Linked DNA regions of Mus musculus: region 2 is linked to region 1. The links are chromatin loops, found by intact Hi-C in ENCODE. Cell type or tissue: heart. All regions are shown on one strand. Links, peaks and the distances in the headings refer to the core of each region. The heading gives the core; the rest is flanking DNA.

Region 1 (8,331 bases), core at 97-8,096:
GGCCACAGGCATCAGGTCGTCTTTGCAGAGCTTGAGTTACGTGCAGTTATGAGCTGCCATTGCAAGCACTAGGGATGGATTTGGGACAGTCTACAGGAGTGCTATGCACTCTGAAGCCCTGTGCCATCTCTCCAGTCCACTTAATTATGATTTAAGAGAGAATGAGTCTGTTCTTATTTATTATTATTATCATTATTTAGGTGGGAAAAATGCCTTTTGTTTATTTGCTTGTTTATTCCTTTATAGGGAACCAAAGTCCTACAGATGTTTATGTGGTACCTGAATCCACGGCAAGTCTTTGATCTTTCTCAGGAAGGGCCAAAAGATGCGTAAGTCTGGAAACATCCTCCGTAATATGGCCATAATATGGACCATTGGAATTGGGGTCAAGGCTATTTATTATCTGATGTCTTGGTGAAGTCTTTTCTGTTTGTCTTTCATTGACTTTCTTACCTGCATTTTGCTCTTCTTGAAACCTCCTGATGCACCCCCCCATGCTGTCTTTGCATTTGTTTCCACCAAATTGTTGGATCAGTGCCTGCTGTATGCAGGACTGAAGCGCATTCTCAGAAAGCCAGGGAATGAGAAAGGACTTCTTGCTTGTCTGGTCTGGTTATGCGTGTCTGATTTTGGAGACATGCTTAAACAGAAATGTGAGTTTATAACCCAAAGGGTCATGAAATGTTTGCATAAACTTTCATTCTGGAGAGACCATGTGTGTATGAATGCATCCAGAATGTGTATCTGGGGATATGGGAGAAAGGAGAAGAAAGAAGAGAGAGAGGGAAAGATGGAGGGAGAGAGAGAGGAAGGGAGGGAATCAGAAGGGAGGGAGAGGGGGTGGAGATATGGAGATGAACTAATCATAGCTTCGGATGCTGCAGTTCAGTGAGGCAGGCATTTCAATTTCTGTTCTGTCCCCTTTCTGGATTTCTGTGTTTAGTTGGAAGTGTTGAAAATAAAGTCTAGATGTACATGACCCAGTGTAATAACAAAGAACGGGGCATTTCTCTTCCTGTGTGATTCACGGTCTTAAATCCATTGCATTACTGAGTTAGTTCAGATGACATTTGAGTTAGCAGGTTTTTTAATAAGTATTGATGTCAGTGTGAAAGAGATGTCAATATGGAGCAGTTCGTGGTGGCGCACACCTTTAATCCCAGCACTTGGGAGGCAGAGGCAAGCGGATTTCTGAGTTCGAGGCCAGCCTGGTCTACAGAGTGAGTTCCAGGACAGCCAGGGCTATACAGAGAAACCCTGTCTCAAAAAACCAAAAAAACAAACAAACAAACAAACAAAAAGAGATGTTAATATGGATGGTTTCTAGGGAATGGTATTCCTGTATAAAATGAGTAAATTAGATATTTTAAACATGTAAGGAAATAATGACTATAAACCAAATTTCTAATGTTTCCTTCTCCGAATTTCTTCACCACCAAGGTCTGCTATGAGACTTCTTTATTTTAATGTTTCTTTATGTGCCTCATTGGCTTGTGGTCTTTGGATTTGATATTTATTAATATTTTTCAATCTCTTAAGTTAGACTTTACATAGAGGGTTCATTAGGATCATAGCAAGGCGAGAAGTATTTTCAGGAAAACCTACACCATTTATTACGTGTAAGTAGATGGTGGGTTTCTGGAGCTGAGCTACCAAGGCCAGCCCTCAGCAGGAAGCTTTGCAAGGCAGAATGGCTGTGTTCTCTGGAAACCGAGCAGAAAGATGAAATGATCTGACCCCCAAACAGGCACATTCAAAGTAAAAAGACGCCAGTGGGTTTCCCCCACCTCAGCCTGAGGGTAGAGGAAAGACTGAGCAGGCAAGCTAAGGTAGACTCACGCTCACTGTAGTAATGGCCGTGGCCAGTCTTCTCTGTCTTTCTCAGCTTTCAGTTTTTCAAGGGTTGAGAGTGAGAAGTATAGATTTGAAAGGTAAACAGACTCAGGGAAAGCTAATCAAAATGAAATAAGGAGGAAACATAAAGATTACTGATTATCATCAGCCCCTTCCCCAACCCCGCCCCTGAAAAAGGAGCGAGTGACAGAAAATGGAAAAGAAGAAAGGAAGTAACCTAGACAACAATATAATGTGGGTTGAGAGGATGGGGAATTATGGGAATTCTCCCATCCTGTGTTGGTCATGGACCACCTGAGACCGAGACATGTGGTTTCTGACTCAGTGGCAGGAGTCAGTTTGCCTTGGCTCTGTGGGCAGTGAAGGATCAGGAATGTTCTCTGTGGGGAGTCCCCGTGCATTTGTCCCGAAGTTCCTCTCTACAGAGAACCGTGTGCTTACCTTGTCTTCCATTCCCTTTCCAGGCTGGAGATGTACAGGAAGGTACCAAATCTGAGAATTCTGGCCTGCGGTGGGGATGGAACGGTAGGTCCTTGAGAGAGAATCTGTCCTCTCCCTTACCCATCTATCTTCCTGACTGGGTCCCTGGGGGAGTTTTATCTTCAGCCCCAGTCTCTCCTGTCCTCTCAAATGAATGCCTGTCTGATGAGAGTCATGAGCCCCGAGGCTGAGAAGGACTTTCCAGTCCTCCAGGGAAGCACTCAGCCTTTATGTCTACGATACTGCACCGTGTTCTGTTGCAGAGGAAGGACACTGCTGTCACTGGATAAAGATTTTCACAGATGGCTAAATCCCTTTTTTCAAATACTAGCTGACATATTTCCACTTACCCCTTCATAGCTGTTGTTTATTAATCAAAATTATGTTAAAACACCCAGTACATAAAAACAAATATACTACTGCCAGGCCTCACTGTTGTTAGTTATTTTTGATGGTAGCTTTTTTTTACTAAGGCAATCTGCTGCCTCATTGTGGTTTTGATTAGCATTTTCTTGAATATTAGTGGTGTTGGACTTTCTCACACAGACATGTCCTCCATTGTTGTCTTTTGAGAAATGCTTATTGCAGTTGATCTTTTTAAACTGGATTGGGCTTCTGTGTTTGACCTCTTTAGAATTCATTATTCAGTCTGCATATTAACCCTTTGTCAGATGTATAGTTTGTAGAGTAGATAAGTAGAAAAACAAATGTATAAAAAAACAAATAAACAAATATAAAACAATGATGGACAAGAGATGCAAACATTGCTCAGTTGTTTCATACCATAGTTGTACATGCCATAGACTGATAGTACATGATAAGGCATGGTTTCCATGCAAACAGCATGTAGGATCTAGGGTTCAAATTCAGGTGGCCAGGCTTGTGTGGTAAGCACTTTACTCACGGAGACATCTGCCAGGATCACCTACCTGCCCTGCCCTTGGCTGCCTGTCTTGTGTTTTTCATTTTGCTGTTAATTTTCAGTTAACGGAAATTTTGTTTTGTTTGTTTTTATTTTCTTTTTCTTTGAGACAGGGTTTCTCTGTGTAGCCCTGGCTGTCTTGAAACTGGCTCTGTAGACCAGGCTGGCCTCAAGGCACAGAGATCCATCTGCCTCTGCTTCTTGCGTGCACTACCCCAGCCCAGCTTGCTATTTCTTTATGGGCCAATGAATGAGATAGCTCAGCAGGCAAAGGAGCTTGCAGCCGACCTGATCATCTGAGGTCAATTCCTGGAACCCATATGGTAGAAGAAAAGCTATGACTCTCAAAAGTTGTCTTCTGCCTTCCACATGCAGGCCATGGCACAAGCACAGAGCACCCACTGATTTCTATTTTCTCTCTCTTTCTCCCTCCCATTCTCTCTCTCTCACAAAACTTAAATAAATAAATAATTAAATTTCTTTGATCCCTGTTGTTTCTCTCTTGTATTACTTTTTTCCCCTGCCTTTGCTTGAGTTTCCTCAAACCAGCTGTTTGTGAATCAGTAGTCTAAAGATTTGCACACACCCACCTACTGTGGTTACTTTCATGTGCTGTGCTTTTACAGTAGGTGAGAGCCTGGTTTCCTGACAGCTCTCTTGGTGTTGGTTTGTGGCATCATCTAATGTGACTGAGCATTGACACTTAGGCTTTTATTAGGCTCCAGTCTTTGTATTTTGGTTTCACTTGTGCCTTTCCCTAGAGAAACTCTTGAGAGGTTTCCCCACCACCTCTGCAATCACTTTTGCTATTTCAGGGTTAGAGGACTAGTTCCGGCATTCACCGTTGGTGTGTTGCCACAGTTTCCTCACTAGAGGGCAGTCGAAGCTCATGCTTATCCTAATCCACATGGAAAGTAGTTCAGCTTGAACCAGATTATAACCTAAAAAAATGGTGATCAGCTCTGAAACCTAGCTGTAGATCTGGGCTTCACTCAGACACCTTATCCACAGCAACTTGCCTGTGCTCACAGACACCAGCATCAGGCCCGTGGTCACTCAAGTTGCAAAGCTGTTTCATGCTAGGAACTGAAGAAAGCACTGGAGTAGCCCCATGGCCAGTGATGCTATGTGCTGTGAATAGCTCAAATAGACCTACGGCCTAAGACAACTAGAATCAGATGAAGGTAATGCTGGCCCAAACACAAGCCTAATAGAATGGGGACTTATGTCTATGTTGGCACCAAGGTAGGTCCAGAGGCTCTTTTGTTTGCACAGGCCTGGGAGTTGAAGTTTTTAAAACTTTCTGAGTGTCATGCCTGGCACTGGGTTCCAAGGCCTAGCTAGTGCTAGAGTCGTTAATGTATCCAATCATCAGAAAATAGAAGCTTACTCTGTACTAGGCTGGGCTGAGATTGGAGTAGTGTTGGGTGTTAGGGAAGGCAGTTTTAATGCCGGATTGAATTGTACTCACATCCCCCAGCTCAAAGGGCCAGTACAGTCTCAGGTGTGAGGCTTATACCAAAGCCAGAAGAGATGCAGGCCAGTATATGAGTCTTTCGTGCTGGGGCTAAAGGTAGTAGCTAGTGGTGCTGACATATGACTGGAGGCTCTTTCCTTGAGTGCTTGCTTCTGGAGTACGGGTCTGTTTCAGACAATGGGGCCATTAGTTGGTGAGGTCTAGCCCAGTTATGGGTCTTTTGATTTTTCGCCGATGTTAGAAACCATTTTTGACGCTTAGTACTGAGCTTGAAGTCAGAGTCCTGGGCTAGCTTTCATGCCCTGCCAGCAGGTTGAGCCTGCTTTGGATGCCTGAGTCTGGAAAGCAGAGTATAGTGGAGGTAATTCTTGCTCCCTGAGAATTAACCTGGAGTCAGGGGCTGTTTCTCTTACATCTGGTTTCACTCTGGTAAGACTGATACAGGCTTTCAGGTCTAACCTAATTTCCTCCCCTTTTCCAGGTTAGGCTATCTTTGTCCCCAGCACTTGGGACTGGCTCCTTCCTGTCTTCAGTGTGCTTCTTTTTTGTTGTACTTTGACCAGGCACTGAGACATCTCACCTGAGTGAAGGTAGTGTGGTTCGTGGCAGCTTTTCAAACTACCATATGGGTGAAGCAATTATCACTGGACAAGTTTTCCCCGCCACTATCTGGCCACATTGCTATTTGCTCTTAAAAATGGGTTATATTTAGTAAGAAGTATGTGGTTTCTGCTGAAATTCTGTGTTCTTTTTTTTTGTTGTTGTTGTTGGAAGGAAAATGTAGAGCATTGGATAAGACAGTGTTGGCTCAGAGGTCAGTTCATTTCGTTGGCATTTATTACTTTTTTTGTTTGTGTGTGCATGCTCATTTATGTTCAGATATGTATGTAGAGGTCAGAAGTCAACCCCATGTGTCTTCCTCCATTACTTTCCACCTGGGCGTGCTCTCTCTCTCTGTCTCTCTCTCTGTCTCTCTAAGACAAAGCCTCTAAGCCTTTCACTGAACTATGGCATGCAGCTTTGGCTAGACTGGATGGCCAAGGTGCCCCAGGATCTTCCTGTCCCTGCCCCCATCCCTCCCCAGTGAGGAGATATAGCTTATGCACCACCAGCCCCACCCTGCATTTTAAGTAGGAATCGGGATTTCCATTCAGGTCCTCATACTGATGCAGCCAGCCTTGTGCTTACTGAACCCTCTCCTCCAGCCCCTCCTCTGTGTTATGCATGAGGAAAGTGCAGAATCTGTGTTTATCATGTCTCAGATCTCCCCTTGGCCTCTGTCTCCATGCATTTGGCAGAGATGGAGAACAGTCAGGGAAGACTCTTGTTTGTTTCCTGTGCTTTTCTCCTGGATTTGGAGTCTGATGTTTCAGAATCTCGGGATGTTATGGACCGTCTTTGATTTTCCCTGTACTCCCCTAATGATGATGCTTTATTCTCGAAGATAGCAACAGGATCTCCTTTCATAGCCTAGGAGCCCTGGGCACACACTGGAGTACAATATATGCTGATGTATACATGTCATATTGCTAATGAATGAACCTGGAATAGGGAAGATCAGTGGTTCCTTGGGGCCTTGCTTAGTGGATTATCCTCGTTGAGAAATTAGTATTTACCCTTCTTCAAGATTTACAATTATTAGCTTGTAAAATTTTTTTATAAAGTCTTGTAGCATAAAGGAAAAAACATGTGTTTTAAAAACCCTTTTGGTGGTTGGTTTTCACCAACTTGACAAAAACCTAGACATATCTGGGAAGAAAATGCCTACATCACAATGGCTTATAGGCAAGTCTGTGAGACTTGATAAATGGTTGATGTGGCAAGGCCTAGTCTATTGTGGATGGTGTCACTCCCCTTCTGCCCCCTTCTGCCCCCCAGTGATCCTGGGTTGCTTAAGATAGCATGCTGAGCAAGCCACAGGGAGTATGCCAGTCAGCAGCACACCTCCTCAGTCTATCCATCTTTGAGTTCCTGCCATGGCTTCCATCAGTGATGGACTGTGATTGAGATGTGCAAGCTAAATAAACCTTTTCCTCCCCAAGTTGCATTAGGTCATGCTGTCTTTCATAGCAGTAGATAACAAAGCCATCCTGTCTTTTCCAAAGTGTATTCGGTGATGGGTTTCCTCCCACAATGCCTGTTAAATCTGCAGTGGTTACAAGGTCTGCAGAGACATGTTTGGGGCTATGTGAGTGCAGGAGTTGAATAAGTCTTGGCCCCTTTTCTTTCTACTCTGAGGGCCACAGCTGATGTCCAGGATAGATGAGAAAATCATAGCGAATTTATTTAATTCAAGTGCTTCAGTTTGAAGACCTAAAGATCCAGGGAAAACGAATCCCTTCTGCGCTTAGGTATGGGGAGGATGACGGTGGATGCCCAGCAAGGCTGGATGTATAGATCCTTCTTGGACTGCCTGCAGCATTCATTCCTCCCCGGTGTGGGGCAGGGCCCCATCTGCATGTGGGTCTTGTGATCATCTGCCAGGTGAGGTAGAACAGATATTTCTATGGCCGGCTCCTACGCAGAAAGTCAGGGGAAAATTAGAGTTGTATTTGCAAGCTTTATAAATTGCTTCAGGGAAAGGGCTTCTAGCCACCTCAGAGAGGATGAGTTCTGATCTCTGTCACTTGCCATGGCAAGAGTGAGGGGAGAGAAAGAGGAGAGTCACGGGGAAATCTTTGCTCTCTGTGTCTGTCATTTCAAAGCACTCACCATGCCAGAGAGAGGTTGGGTGATCATTCGCCAAGTTCCGATGTTATAATAGAATTTTACTAGCTCCCTATATTAAGAATTACATCCTCTGGCGATTATTCTTTGTGGTGTCAGCAGCTCCCAGGATGACCGTTTAATGAAAGGTGAAACTCATTATGAATCTTAGCTACAGTTGCCTCCCTTATCTTACAAGCTGCTTTACCTTCCTTTGTGACTTCAGCCTCCCACACTCTTCTTCTTTAAGTTTCAGTGACAACTAGATAGAACCTGACACGTCTGTTGACCTGGGCTCAAAAGTTTTTTTTTTTTTTTTTTTAAATTCAAATCCATATGCATAGCCTACTTACCATCCCTAAGCTGCAGATCTTTACTGATTAGGGTGCCTCCCCTCTTCCAGCCCCTCCCAAGTAGCCATCCCTGCTGGGACCCCCCCCTCCTCCTCTCTCCTTTGTTTTATGTTCTAGGCAGACACATATTCCAAGAAGCACAGGGTTAGGTCCTGCAGTACTGAAGCCTTCTCTTCAGGCAGGTAACTATTTTGAAAGATGAGGTTTCAGTACTTACAGGACAGGAAGGGAGCCAAGCCCCTTGTCCCATGTGAGACAATTATGGAGCTTGAGATAAAATCCCAAAGAAAATTGAAAAATAATAGAAGAATAGAAAGGTGAAAGGTTGATCTGTCAGGAAAATAAACAGAAAACAGGCTTCAAGACACAGGAGGAAGCTGAATTTTAAGAAGAGACTGCACAATTAACAACCATTTGTGACCAAGAAACAATGGTGTCTTCAAAAAAGCAATTTAAATGGGGGAAACCAAACCAAACCAAACCAAACCAAACCAAACCAACCAACCCAGGGTGGTGAGTGGAACCCAGTCATGCTGTGA
Region 2 (8,331 bases), core at 256-8,255, 1.8 Mb after region 1:
AAACAACCCTACATTCTGTGTATTAAAGCAAAACCTTGCTAGGGCTAAAGCCCTTCACTGCTTCCTAGGAAAGCATGCTTTATATTCAGTAATACTGCTTAGAGAAGAAAAGAAGGAGAAAAAAAAACCTCCTTAATGTGCCAATATTCAACAGAAGTACATGAAATCTCTCTGGGAAAGGTGTACGGGTTTGCCTGCTCTAAAAGAAGCTGGAGCTACCTTGTAACCACTATCTTATAATCAACGGTAGTAATGAGGTGAAGAAGGAAGACCTAAAATTAATGAGGGGCTCCATCCCAGGACACCCCCCACACCAACATCTGTAGCTATTCAAGCAGGTCCTACAACTGCACGGGAGCCCCCCATGTCCTCCCATACACTCTAACCCTCTTGATCACTCATAAGACCTACTGTATGGAAGGCCTGCGGCAGTCTATCCCACTGCACTGCTCAGGAACGGCAAGGAAAAACTGTACACATACCATTGATGAGCAACTATCTGCTAATATTTATATTTTTCATATTCATTCATATTTATCTAATCCATGGTTAGTTAAATATGCGGATGGGCCCAGCAATATGCAGAGCTGAGTGCAAACGAAGTCACTCACTGCGTATTGACTAAGTCCCTTTATATCCCCAACCAAATCCTTTAGTAGTGGAGAGAAGTGGCAGTATGCCAGCCAGACTGGAGAACCCTGCTAGTTCACAGCCTGATCCTCACAAGCATGCACACGTGGAATAACCACTATTACTGCCCAGGCTTATGCTGGGGGAAACTGAGGCACGGAGCAAGTAAAGATCTTACTCGTGACTACACAGCAGGTCTGGCGTGGAAAAATGGCTCAGCAGGGTAACACCCTGCACCCGAGCCTGGCAACCTGAGCTCAACCCCCTAGACCCACATGAGGGAAGGAGAACCGGCTGCTGGAGGCTGTCCTCAGACTTCTTGCACGTGCAGGCCCTCACAGGAGAGGCACGCACAGTCATCAACAGATAAACGGATGCAATGTAACAAAGAAGATGCACCTACGGTATTACATGATTCTAAGAAAAGACTAGATAAACCGGTGAATGCATGAATACGAGAAAGAAATCAATGACTATGTCAACATTTCAAATGTGAGCGTTAAGTGTGGGGAAAGGACTGGGAAAGCAGGAAGGCAAACTCAATCCAGATGAGTAGAGGCTGAGAGAAAGGCAAAGGAAAGCCACTGACAGTTGATACTTGGGATCTGGAAGCACAGAGAAGGGGATTCAAGGTTGTCCTGGAAGCTGATGTGAAAGGTGCTGGCTTGGGGAGGAGCCCGTTCCCTAAGGGTGAGTTTAGGAAGCACAGCCAGCTCCGGACTTAAGCACTTCACAGGAACTAAGAGCAGAAGCAAGCAGCGGGAGACAAGATTAGAGACAGGGAGAGAGCCTCCCAGCTGCTACACCCAGATATGGTCCCCTCACTCCGCAATTCTGAGCTATCCCAGGACAGAACCCACACAGCACGGTGCACAGGCCCCAGCAGCTGAATGAGGGTGAGTTATGAGGAGGTGATGCTACTGGGCCCCAGGGGGAAGAGGAACAGAAACTGTAGCAGTGTTCAGGTGCCCTGACACTCACAGCAGTGCTCACAGTCCAATTCCCATCTAGGTGTTCCTTCAAAGAACTTCAGCCAAGCTAGGAGCAAGCTGTGGAGTGCGGTGTGGAAATAGGGGTAATGGGTAGACAAGCCACACAATCAAATGCAAGTTTTCAACTTAGGCAACATCTCAGAGGTTACAAAGTATTCAGCTGCCTTGCACCATCAAAGGGAAGAGCCTGGAATCTTTCCACCACACCCAAGCCTCTCCTATCAGTGGGAGGCCAGTTCCCATTTCTGATACCTTACAGAAGAGACAGGGCAGTATATCTCAACCACGATTTAGTGTTTACGTGTTCAACATCTTGGCTCCTTTTGAAACCTCATGAGGTGCAAACTGAAGCATAGAAAATTTAAATAACCTGGCCAACACCCACCCAACCCCACGTCCCCAACACACACACATACACACACACCTTGAGATTAAAGATAGGGTCTAAACTCTTAACCATTTAGAAAACAGTTGAAACGGCTAATGTAAAAAGCAAGATTTGCAGAAACTAGCAGTGTTTGACCAAGTTCCACAAGAGGAAAGTTGATTCCATCTCTGTACATCTGATTCCACTTTTCCCAACAAAAGCAATGAAGAGGAGACAGACCCAGGGCAAGAGAAGGAACATCAGTTACATCCTAGCTAAGCATCTAATGGTCGGCTTCAGCATCTCTCCATAAATGTTGAAAATTTTGAATTTTCCAATCAAAACCCATGTTTAAGTACAGAGCGCTAGTCCCGCACCAGGTAGCCTCATTCAGCAAAGCACTTAAAAGGTTAAGTGTAATCGATTTAATGTTCTCCCTGCTTATCAATGAACAGCAAATGCAGTGGAAGGGCCAATCCTATCACCTTACACTAGCTGGCTGATGCTGCTTTTAAAAGTGATTCCTAACAAGTAAATTACTGCTAATTACTCCTACCTCCTAAACTAAGGCCTAGTTAGGACACTAGAGAAACCCCAGAGGCAACTGAGTCTTTGTAGGGCAGTTTTATGTAAACAATACTCATTCTCGGAGCACCAGGTAGCCACTGACCGTGGGAAAGAAAGAAGATATCTGCTTTATTAGAATTCGAAGATGAAACGCTTTCATCTGAAAGTGTTTGAAAACTTTCATCTGAAAATTTGACTGGCAAGTTTCCTAGAATCCTCAACAGGCAATTTTAGAAATACTTGATTTTTGCCAGAAAAACGTGTTAACTCAAAAAGGAGACTTGAAAGGGTGTGGGGAGGGGCAGGTTTTTACAAGAGTTACTCGCAGGGCAGTCTGACTCACTCCTCAAAGCGGGCAATCTGTAAAGGTCTGAAGAGGGAGGGCACTGTGGATCTCTCGCTGCGACCTCGTGATGTGGCTGACTAATGCACGGCGTGTGAAAGGCACTCTGAGGCCTCAAATAAGCCGTATATAATAGATGGGGGTCTACGGGAAGTCGCGTGGAGAGGACAGGAGCCAAGTCATCTTGATGACTCCTCCGACCCAACTTACCGCGAAGATTTCGCCAAGAGCTCACAGTAAGTGGTTTTTTGAAAACGCAGTCATATCACTGACACCCCAAAGTTTTCGGAACTTGAAGGACTACATATAAACAAACCCAGGCAAAGACCCAAGGACTTAGGAGGAGGCCAGAGGAAAACTGCGCGAGCAAACCCGAGGGCGACGAGCCCCAACTGCAGAGCCGTGCACCGCCGACCCGGGACCCCGGGGGAACGAGGCGACCGCGAGGCCCGATCCTCCGAGGCCCCACTCACCAGGAACTGGAGCATGATGTCGGTGGGGAGGGCGAGGAGGGTGTGAGAGGTGCTCCAGCTCCAGCTCGGCTCCGGGACTCCTCCCCGGCGCGAGGGCGGAACCCGCTGCCAGGTTCCGGTTTACGCCCCGCCCCGCCCTGCCCCGCCCTCTCCATTCCCGGAAGCGACTCGCGGAGCCGCAGCGCCCTCTGACGGCCATCTCGGGAAGCAAGAGGGCGAGGTGCAAACCTAGGCCTCTTTGAACCAAAGCCTCCGGGTGACAAGGACGCTGGCAATTGTATTAATACAGTCAGACGTGGCTGTGTTACCTACTAAACCAGGGTGGGGGTGAGGTAGCGGGTGCCATGCCAAGTGAACAACTCACTCTCCTGGGAGCCTTTATGAAGTCCACACTAATCTCCACCACAGCCGACTCTCAGACGAAAAGGGGGAAAAGGTTCCATTTCACAAAAGCCCACAAGTGTGCTATGCAGCCTAGTTAAGGGTAGTCCTCAGCCACGTGATAGATGATGGAGAGAGGTCTGCGGAGTCTGGCACGACTGGATCCAAGTAGCGATTGCTGGCAGCCACCAGCAACCTATCTGAAGTTTACTTCCTCCTCAAGTGGAGCGCGAATCATCTACCATGCAGGAGCCAAAGATGAATCCACTCTTGTCCGGTCGCGCTGCTGGTCACCCACATACACAAGCACATCGAAACCACCCTTCTCATGTTGCTCTCAGTCTTTGGAATTGACCTTTATCTAGTTAAGGGGTACTCTGGCTTCAAATAACAGAAAAACAAATCAGCTGCGCCTAGTGGGGCTGTTAACCCTGGGACAATGGCAGAGGACTACTTAACATATCAAAGTGGACCTGGCCTCCTGGTCCTCGCCAGCATCCCTCAGTCCCGGCCTGTTACAGGGTGTGGCTGGCACATGCAGCCCTCTACCCTAAACTCACCAGTTCAGGGGCTGGGCTGCTTTTCCCGATGAGGCTTTTCCCTATATAATCCAGCCATTTTGGTTACCTGAACTGTGATGGTTTACATATGCTCGTCCCAGGGAGTGGCACTATTAGAAGGTGTGGCCTTGTTGGAGGAAATGTGTCACTGTGGGGATGGACTTGGAAATCTTCCTCCTAGCAGCTTGAGGATGCTCTCTGGCTTCCTTCAGATGAAGATGTAGAACTCTCAGCTCTGCCAGCACCATGCCTGCCTGGATACTGCCATGCTTCCACTTTGGTGACAATGGACTGAAACTCTGAACCTGTAAGCCAGCCCCAATTAAATGTTGTCATTTCTAAGAGTTGTCTTGGTCATGGTGTCTCCTCACAAAAGTAAAACCCTAACCAAGACCCGAACCTTTTGTTCCTTTGCCCTTTGGGCCCCTGTATCTCATTCTGCTGCCTCTCCCCTCCTCAAAAGAGGAAAATATCTCTCTCTCTCTCTCTCTCTCTCTCTCTCTCTCTCTCTCTCTCTCTCTCTCTCTCTCTCTCTCCCAGCTCAATCAAAGTCAAGTTCTTTGAGCTCCCAGATGTCCTTGCCTCTAGCTATGTCTCCCTTTCTTCTCCAACCAACTTTCTCCTCCACCATCCCTAGTCAAGCCCTCTCTCAGAATTTCCCTCCATTTCTGTGTTTCTCCATCCATCCACCTCATTACTTCTCTCCCTCCTCCCAACTCATCTGCTAAACTGACAAAAGAGCTGATTAGAGGGGAAAAAAATAGAATAAAACATAAAGATCACACACCACCAAGGGAAAGGTCAATAGGTTTGGCATACTAAAATGTATTTAAATTGAGAAAAAATAACCCAGTGTACTTTAATAGCTGCAGAGAAAGTGGGGTGAGGCATTCTGAATTTTTTATTTAATCACTTTTACCCCTAAAAAATAATAATAACACAATGCACTGGCTAGTTTCATGTCAGTCTGGTGCAAACTAGAGTTATCAGATAGAAAGGAGTCTCAATTGAGAAAATGTGTCTCCTCTAAGATCCAGCCCCAAGGCATTTTCTTAATTATTGATCAATTGATCAGTGGTGTCTCACGCCTTTAATCCCAGCACTCCGGAGGCAGAGGCAGGCGGATTTCTGAGTTCGAGGCCACCCTGGTCTACAAAGTGAGTTCCAGGACAGCCAGGGCTATGAGGACCTGAGTTCCGGTGCTGGGCAGCTAGACTGACAAATCTCTGAGGCTTGCTAGCCATCGAGCCTAGCCCAAAGCTGTGGATTCCAAGCCAGTGAGCGACCCTGTTTCAGAAAGTAGGATGCAGAGTATCTGAAGCGTGACATCTAAGGTGAACTAACCTCTGATCTCCACTTACACATACATACACATTTAACAATTGAGGTGTTATCAATGGTGTGACAAACGCAGGAGGAAACCTAGAATACATATCGGAGAAAGCACTATAGACAACTACTGATTGGACAAAAACGAGAGGCATCCATTGTACATTCCTCCCAGTTCTTCAGAAGATCCAACATTTTCAAAATAATGTGGGGAAAGTGGGATTTAGGAAAGGCTAAATTCACACCTTGTACAGTATAGATCATTATGAAGAGAACATACACTTCAGTTATACTGATTAACTGAGTGAAAATGAATTAAAGTCCTATCTTAACTTAGTCAGAAATAGAGAGCCTGCCCTTGAAATGCCAAAACTCTGTAAATCGATGTCTAAAAACTGATTCTCTCCCCTTTGTTTTGCACAGGAACACATAACATCTTCTCCCCATGTCTCCTGAATCCAGGCATCAGCAAGGCCTTCCTACCCATTACCCTCTGCTGCAGGATGTATATCAATTCTGGTCAGCTGTGCCACTGCTGCTGCCACCGCTGCCACCACCACTGTGTCCCTCCCTCCCGCACACTTTCCCACTGCCCTCTGACCTCTAAAGTTAGTCCCCTGCACTTCTGGAAGCACTGATGAGAAAATAAGGTAATGCTGGTGCAGTAAGATGGCTCAGTGCATAAAGACACTTGCCACCAAGCTCAAGAGCCCGCCCGGAATCCTCATGGTGAAAAGAACTGACTGCCCCGAGCTGTCCTCTGACCTTGCACAAGCTATGGTTTCCTTAGCTCTGCATCTCTCACAGGCTTACAAAATGCTCAGGCTTTGATAACTGGCAGGCTTACATTCAGTCATCTGTATGTGGGTGCTCTCTGCCACCATGCACATAGAGGACAACCTGCTGGAGCTAGTTCTCTCCCTCTACTATGTGTATTGCAAATCCAATCTCAGGGCATCAGCCTCAGCAGCAAGCCTTTTATGCACTGAGCTACCCTGCTGCCGGCCCAATGCTGTGTTCTTGGTGGCAGACAATGGCTGGATGGAGATCCATGTCGGTGGCAGAGCATCTGTCTACCAGGAGTGAGGCCTTAGGTTCATTCCAGGCCAGGGGAGTGGAGCGGCAGGCAAGAGGCTTGCACTTTGGATCCAGTTACAAGTCTCCCTAAGAGTGTGCTAGCTAACAGCTATTGTTTATCTGGTGGGCAGCAAATTACTTTCAAAATGCAACAATGGCCAAGACTTTTAATGAAGATGCTTAAAAGCTGTAGAAATCTTGTTTAAAGATTTAAAAACAAAAGCCATCAACCATAATAGCACGGACTTAAGCCTACTGCTCTGCCTCCACATAAGTCAGGCCTCCGCCCTCTCAGCAGCCTCTTATGTATGGGACTAAAGCTGCTGCAGAAGGGAGAACCAGTAGTGGACAGGGGAGCGGTGACTATGTCATCTTTCCATCTGTGGCAATCACATTAATGAGAATATAGGCAGATGAACTGTCACAGTTCTTTCTTATTTTTTACAGTCCAGTCGTTACCCCCTTCCTGGTCCCATTCCTCTTCCCCCACCCCATCTCCAAGAGGATGTCCCTACCCCACCCCCACCCCTGCCAGACCTCCCTTCTCCCTGGGGCCTCAAATCTCTAGAGGGCTAGGGGTGTCTTCTCACTGAGGCCAAACCAGGCAGTCTTCCACTGTATGTGAGGTGGGGGTGGAAGGGTGGGGGTTGGGGCTCGTAACCAGCTAGTGTATGCTGCCCGGTTGGTGGCTTAGTGTCTTAGATATCTCAGGGTTAGTTGAGACGGCTGGTTTTCCTATGGGGTTGTCCTCAACTTCTTCCAGCCTTTCCCTAATTCAACTACAGGGGTCCCAGACTCCAGTCCAATGGCTGGGTGTAAGTATACTGCTTCTGTCTCAGTCAGCTGCTTGTTGGGCCTCTCCGAGGGCAGCCACGCTAGTTTCCTGTCTGTAAGCACACCATAGCATCAGTCATAAGTCCCAGGCCTTGGAGCCTTCCCTTGAGATGGATCTCAAGTTGGGCCTGTCGCCGGACCTCTTTTCCCTCAGTCTCTTCTCCATTTTTGTCCCTGCAGTTCTTTCAGACAGAGACAATTCTAGGTCAGAGTTTTTGACTGTGGGATAGCAACCCCATCCCTCCACTGGAGGTGGACTCTCTTCCTACTGTTGGACATTTCATCTAAGGTCCCTCCTTTTGAGTCCTGAGAGTGTCTCACCTCCCAGGTCTCTGATACATTTGGAGGGTCCCCCACCTCCTAAGGTTGACTGTTTCCATTCATTTTTCTGGCCCTCGGAGCTTCACTCCTGTCCCTTTCTCCTGGCCCTCCACCCCACCCCCACCCCCGCCAATACCTTAGCTAATACCTGACCATGTTCCCCTTTTCTCCTCCCCCTCCCCATAAGTCCCTCCCTCCCTCCCTCCCTCCTGTGATTGCTTTCTTCTCCCTCCCAAGTGGGATTAAAGCACCCTCACTTGGGCCCTTCAGCTTGCTAACCTTCTTGAGTTCTGTGGATTGTATCCTGGGTATTCTGTACTTTCTTGGCTAATATCCACTTATTAGTGAGTACATACCATGCATGTCCTTTTGGGTCTGAGTTATCTCAGGATGATATTTTCAAAGAAACAAAGACAGACTGTCATCATTTGAAATGCAGGAAAGGCTGAGGCTAATT

The links. A loop is a pair of places that touch in the nucleus more often than their neighbours do. Peaks named below come from ENCODE experiments on the same cell type or tissue, not always from the same donor. Only the 100,000 strongest peaks of a DNase experiment are listed, where the experiment ranks them.
Region 2: a loop joins it to region 1, with 7 times the contacts of the local background. A loop is called at or near these places in 2 of 42 quality-filtered maps.

What each region holds. Positions count from the first base shown.
Region 1 is chr6:37,042,168-37,050,498 of GRCm38, reverse strand. It overlaps Dgki (diacylglycerol kinase, iota), which reads left to right. Exons shown (of 34, transcript NM_001081206.2): 11 at 247-329; 12 at 2,319-2,379. Among named protein-coding and RNA genes, the nearest start is that of Gm52857, 140 kb to the right of the region's middle. In heart, for the core only: a CTCF peak has its summit at 4,122 (motif pointing right); a DNase peak (open chromatin) is centred at 4,118.
Region 2 is chr6:35,247,824-35,256,154 of GRCm38, reverse strand. It overlaps 1810058I24Rik (RIKEN cDNA 1810058I24 gene), which reads right to left and starts at 3,445. Exons shown (of 3, transcript NM_001384235.1): 1 at 3,373-3,445. The coding sequence starts at 3,387. In heart, for the core only: CTCF peaks have their summits at 1,315 and 3,585 (motif pointing left); DNase peaks (open chromatin) are centred at 2,974 and 3,454; H3K4me3 peaks cover 3,477 bases; H3K27ac peaks cover 3,950 bases.